2 separate regions of the Homo sapiens genome follow, and region 1 is linked to region 2. The links are chromatin contacts, found by Hi-C or POLR2A ChIA-PET in ENCODE. All regions are on one chromosome and are shown on one strand. Each heading gives the region's core, a stretch centred on a gene start or an enhancer-like site at or near the end of the contact. The rest is flanking DNA. Distances are from core to core; before and after follow the strand shown. Region 1 holds the start of FBXL5 (F-box and leucine rich repeat protein 5). Region 2 overlaps C1QTNF7-AS1 (C1QTNF7 antisense RNA 1).

Region 1 (3,067 bases), core at 328-2,827, 400 kb before region 2:
ATTTATATGACAGATTTTTGACTTACTAATTTGTGGGACCCTAGGCAACTACTAGAATGTCTTGAAGACTTAATTTCCTGCAGCACTACCTCATAGAGTTGCTTTAAAAAAGTATTACTAGCTTACAGACGGTACTGTTATAAGTGCTTCAAATATATAAATCCTCATAAAGATTCTGAGGTAGGTATTATTAGCTTCATTTCATGTCAGAGCAAACTGAGGCATAAAGAAGTCATATAGCTTGTTAACGGTTGTATAGCTAGTGTCTGGCAAAACCAGGAATCTTAACTTCCAGAGTCTGTGGTTTAACCACTGTTCACACTGTCTATAATAGCATATAGTAATATAAGATTAGAACTAAATAGGGTGCATTCCACTGCAAAGTTCTTTCTCACCTTCTTCTACTCCATTATTTGTTGACTATTTACTGATCCCCATGTTGTCTTGCAACTGTGATAGATAATAGAGAACAAGGGTGAACACAGCATATCTGGTTCTTGCCCTCCTGGAGGTTCTGGCCATTAAGCAAATAACAATTCCTCCCAAGGTTCTCAGGCTTCCCTGTTTTCTCCTATTTCTCTATCTGTCCAGCAGTACTCCAGCCAACCAATCTAAGACTGACCGGCGTGAGCAGAGAACAGAGTCTCCAGGAGGTCTGTGGCCAGGGCCAGGCGATTTATGGGAAAGAGGCAGACATTTTCCTGGGTTAGTGACCTTGTTTTCTCTCCGAACCTCCGCTTAAAATGGCGGGATTTGTACCAAGGTTCTTTCCCGCACCAACCTTCCATTATTCACCCTTCTCCCCACCCCCAAGGCCCGTCGGGCCTATCCCTGACCCGCGTTCCTGCACTTGAGGTGCATTTCCGCACCTGGATCCCCAGATACTGTTTTTCCCCCACGTTGAGTCTCCCGAATTTCACGAGAACTCTCTCTCGCGGTCTCTGCCCCGCCCCTCGCACCCAGGCCCCGCGCCCGCTGTGGGCTGCCGCCCGGGACCGAAGCTCTCAGAGCCCGCAGCTCTGGTTCACCAACCGCTGGGTGGGAGCCAGGCCCGGCCTTTGAGTGGCGGCCGGGGTGGTCTGCGCTCGGCCCCAGGAAAAATCTGGCACGGGCCAATCGCAGGGAGGCGAAGGGCAGCTCCGGAGGTCCTGGCCAGAAGCATTGGTCACCCAGGCCAAGCAGGCGTCGGGGCGTGGGCACAAGCAGAGCTCGCGGCCCTGACCGCGGCCATTGTGCTTGGCTGCCTCTCCTCAAGGCCGTGGTGGGCAGGGCAGCAACGGGAGAAGCGCCGAGAGCGCCACTGCAACGACTTTCCCCTACCCTCAGCTACTGTGCTTTCATGTAGTGAAAGAAACAGGGAAAAGGTTTGGGTTCCTTCTGCGGCTTATGAAGACGACAAAAAACGAAAAGAGTGGGGGCGGGAGGCAGAAGCCGCGAGCCTCTGCGCGCGCCCGGTCACGTGGGCCGCAGGGATCGCATGGCGGCGGCCTGCGCGCCCCCGCGTCCCCGCCGGCCAAGCCGACCGGGCGCGCGCGCCGACGGGGCGGGCGCATGCGCAAGGGGGCGCGCCGCCTCTGCCCCGCGGCGAGGGTGTCTATGGAGAGGCGGCGGCCGCGGCTGCTGAGGCGGAGGCTGAGGCAGTGGCGATGGCGCCCTTTCCTGAAGAAGTGGACGTCTTCACCGCCCCACACTGGCGGATGAAGCAGCTGGTGGGGCTCTACTGCGACAAGGTAACGGAGCGCTGAGCCTCCCGCTGTGGGCGGTGCGGGCGGCGATGGGGAGCGGGCTGGGTTCTTGGGGCGGCCTGGCCTGCGCCGCGCCCGCAGCCCCGTGCCGTCGCCGCGCGAGTAGCCGCCTGCGCAGCTGTCAGCGCCGCCCGCTCCCGCAGCCTGCCCGCCCGCTGCGAGGCCTTCGCAGAGCCGGCCTGGCCGCCGCCTCGGACGTGCTCTCGGGGCGGGCGGCGTCCCCTGCCGAGGGCCTGGCGGCTGAGGAGGGGCGCTACCGGCGTCACTGGCCGCCCTCGGGCCGGCCCCACCGCCGCGCTGGGACTCCCGCTGCTGCCTCTAAGGAGAGCGGCCCTACCTCCTCGAAGCCCTGGGTGCCCCGGCCGGCCACCTGCGGTGGACTCCCATCTGCACCGAGTAGTTGTTCCCGTCCCCCGTCACTCCCCCGGGCCTGTTCGGGGCTCTCCGTGCAGACACCCACCCATCCTCTGCACCTCTCGCTGGCTTCCTGGCTGGAACTGCAGCGTCTCCCAGCTACCCGGTTCCTTTTACCCCCGGCTTTCTTCACTGGTTTGATTTGGGAGAAAAGCCAAGTTTAGAACTGAAGAACCTTCACTCTTCATGTGTCGTTATCGTTTTCCTTGCAACTTTTATTGCCCTGAACACTTACTGGATGTAGATTTTGTTATAAGACAGCAATTCTCTCTTGGATTTCTTTATATGAGCTCGAATAAAGGGGGCCTCAGGAAAAGTTGGTTTAACTGTGAGAACCATTTTGGGCCCATAATTGGTGCAGCATAAGCTGAAGAGGCACTTTTGTGGAGATGGTTCAGGGCCCTTTGCTAGTGATTTTAAAACAATATTAACATTCCACGTATTTGTCAGTTTATGTTGGGGAAAGTCATGGATATCTGCAAACCTCAGGCAGTCCCGTTTCTTGTGGAAATGATCCAACTAAATAAAGCATTCAAATGACTACTGTTTAAGCATAGAAATCAACTTTTAGGAATTCTCAGAAATTGCATAGCATTATGCAGAACCATTGTCTACAGAAAAGAGGGGTGTTTCATAGCTCAGCCAGGCGATTGGAGGATGCCCAGGGTATTCACTGTTAGGCCACACTCAAGACCAGCAATTTAAAGCAGTGACGTTGAATTTCAAATCTTAGCACTCCATCTTCTCCCTCCCTCCATTCTGAAAATTTAGAAACACCCAGTTCACATGAGTTGGAAACACCAGGACTGTCTAGGACAATGGTTTGCAACCTTGGTTGCTTATTAGCCTTAAACTAAAAACTATTAGAAGTCCTGATGTCTAGGTCACTAAAATTAGGATTTCACCCA
Region 2 (2,777 bases), core at 181-2,680:
ATGAGAGGCCAGGCACAGTGGCTCATGCCTGTAATCCCAGCACTTTGGGAGGCCGAGGCAGGCGGATCACTTGAGGTCAGGAGTTCGAGACCAGCCTGGACAACATGCTGAATGAAACCTGGTCTCTACTAAAAGTACAAAAATTAGCCGGGCATGATGGTGCATGCCTGTAGTCTCAGCTACTTGGGAGGCTGAGGCAAGAGAATGACTTGAACGTGGGAGGCGGAAGTTGCAGTGTGCTGAGATTGCGCCATTGCACTCCAGCCTGGGTGACAGAGTGAGACTGTTTCCAAAAAAAAAAAAAAAAAAGTTTATAAGAAAAACTATGTCCAATCTGCTAACAGCAGTAGAAGAAAGAGAAGTGACTAATATTTTAATATTCCATTTTTAAATCCAGCTCTTTGTCACACAAAATTTTTAAATTACAGCACAAAGTTGCATGACATTGAAAACACATGTGTTACTCAACTGCATGCATGATGTTAGCGTTTTAGAGAGCTGTTGAGGTGCTATGGGCTTGGAATATCTATTCCTGTCCTGCTGACAGCTCAATGCCTGAGGGAGACTCTCATCTCAGCCTCGCAATCAGCCTTTCCAACACCACTTGCCTTTAACCCTATTGGATCTGAATCATTGAACCTCCACAAAGTTTCTCTGAATTACTAAGATACCATCTCTAATGTGGCACTCCCCAGTAATTTTCACCTAGATTTCATAGGAAGCTATGGTCTTATGAATGAGAGAAGAATGCCACCTTTATTAATACTAATGACTTTGTATAGTGTTTGATGCTTTCCAAAACAGTTTACATCATAGCTACCATGAAGACAGTAAGAATACTAATACTTACACATGATTATCTGAGGCGCAGTATGTTAAATGGCTTTCTCAGTGCACACAGCTCATAGATAGGGTGGCTGAGACTCAAATTCAGGCCTTGTGACTCCAAAGCTTATGTTATTCCTGATACTCCAGTGATTTTCTAGTTGGGTTCCAGGATGCTCCTGATTTGCGCTGAGATGACTCCGCCTCTGTGGAGATAGTTGCTGTAGTCAGAAGTATTTGCCTGTACATTCTCAATGGCCACTGTAACAAAATCAGCTGTTTTTATTAATTTTTAATTTATTAATCTATACATTTTACAAGATTATACACTTCCTTTGAATGAAATGTGTAACACTTCATTTTAGGAAATGATTTTATCTGCTTTCTGGAGTTTAAAACTCAGGAACTCACAGCACTGAAAACATGGAAGGAGAATTAATACGAACTAAAAAATAAATAAATCATAGAATCACAAGCTTTTTCATCTGGGAGAGCTTTCTTGGTCTTTTAGTTCAACCTCTTGATTTTGCTGATATGAAAACTGAAAGCAGTAGAGGGGAGTTTCCCAAACTGCGCTGTGAAAAGAAAAATTGTAATTCAAATAACTCAAGGAAGGGACATTTGCTTTTTAAGGTGGCGGTCTAGCATAGAGGATAGGCCACAGTCTTGGAAGCTAAAAGAGCTTGGGTTCAATTCCACCTTTGTGACCCATATCTCTGTAGCCCTGGGCAAGTTACTCAACTTCGCTGACCTTCAGATTCTTCATATATTAAAATGGGAATGGAAATATTAGTTGTTCTGGCTTAAGGGGGCCATTAAATCATGCACTTGTCATCCCAAATATGTCTGGAACCCCTTGAAAGATAGCTAAAAGCATCACACAGATGGAGATCAAAACTTCAGCTTTATTATTCTTAAGGCTGAATTGAAGAAACATGGTGTGAAACTTTAACCACCTGGGCCCCTAAAATAGTCTCACTGAATTCAATTTCTTTGCTAGTCCCAGGTAAAGCCTAAGAACAACTTGCCTCCCAGGAAGTGGCAAAGGGTTTCCTTGTAAACTTACCCAATTGAGGATCAGGGAGATCTGTGTCCACTTATAAGAGCTATTGCAAGAAGCTATTGCTGAGGGCAAGAAGCTACTACTAAATTCTTCCTCTCAACACCAGCCATTAGTGAAATCTGTCTTCCCTCTTTGGGAAAGAGGACAAGACACTATTCCCCTTTATGGATCTTTATATGAGGTGCTATATGTGAAGTCCTTGGTTGATACCCACTGCAATGTATGTTCTAGATATGAAGATAATACACAGTGTTGGCAGAAGCAAGGCTGTGAACTCAGACTTTTAGTCCATTACTCTTTCCTTTATGACGAAACAAATGGATATATTACACAGGGTTGGTCAGTTTTCAGTAGAGCTACATTTCCAGCCACACTACATTTTCTGTAGCATAAAACCTGGCAGCAACTCAAGGTCCAAGGTAGCTAACATGTACACAGTGCTTCCTTAACTAGTCTGCCAAATATGACCTGGAAATTCAGCAGTAGTGTGTGTGTGTGTGCACACATGTATGTGTATGTGGGTGTGTGTGTGTGTGTGAGAGAGAGAGAGAGAGAGAAAATCTATTGAGAAACAGTATAGCCCAGTAAAATAAGCATAAGAATATGTAGGAGCAATTTTTTAAGCCTCTGTTGTATACAGGGCACTGTGCTGAGAATATTACATACAGTATCTTTAGTCTTCATAATAACACTGCACTATGAGTCTTATCCTTATTTTGCCAATGAAGAAACATTCAGAAATGAGATTTTAAAATTAGATCTCACTTGTTTCAAGGGCTTGCCCCTTTTACCATTGCATGTAATATCTGTAATATCTGCTGCTGTAATATCTCATCTTTTTCTTCTTTGAAGGGGACTGTGTGGAGACAGAATGACTATTCTTTAGGTT

The links. Hi-C counts contacts between places; a loop is a spot of excess contacts on that map. ChIA-PET counts read pairs that join two places held with the same protein, here RNA polymerase II (POLR2A). Pooled maps may share reads with other maps.
Region 1: a loop to region 2 is called in a map of transverse colon, with 10 times the contacts of the local background. The contact joins the promoter of FBXL5 here to the enhancer-like site in region 2. A Hi-C loop is called at or near these places in 2 of 168 maps with a recorded cell type or tissue (both transverse colon), 1 of 37 single-sample maps with no recorded cell type and 6 of 50 pooled maps. POLR2A ChIA-PET finds 5 or more read pairs at or near these places in 1 of 52 experiments (activated T-cell).

Annotation. Positions count from the first base shown.
Region 1 is chr4:15,653,867-15,656,933 of GRCh38, reverse strand. It overlaps FBXL5 (F-box and leucine rich repeat protein 5), which reads left to right and starts at 1,577. Exons shown (of 11, transcript NM_012161.4): 1 at 1,577-1,730. The coding sequence starts at 1,647. It also overlaps a transcript of FAM200B not described here. RefSeq lists an enhancer at 1,053-1,172 and silencers at 1,473-1,582, 1,507-1,684, 1,823-1,892, 1,923-2,142.
Region 2 is chr4:15,252,169-15,254,945 of GRCh38, reverse strand. The region is part of intron 2 of C1QTNF7-AS1 (C1QTNF7 antisense RNA 1); the gene reads left to right. Among named protein-coding and RNA genes, the nearest start is that of C1QTNF7-AS1, 170 kb to the left of the region's middle. RefSeq lists an enhancer at 1,342-1,531. Within about 2 kb of position 1,430, at least 4 of the 41 ENCODE cell types and tissues checked have a DNase peak (open chromatin) inside an H3K27ac peak, as active enhancers do.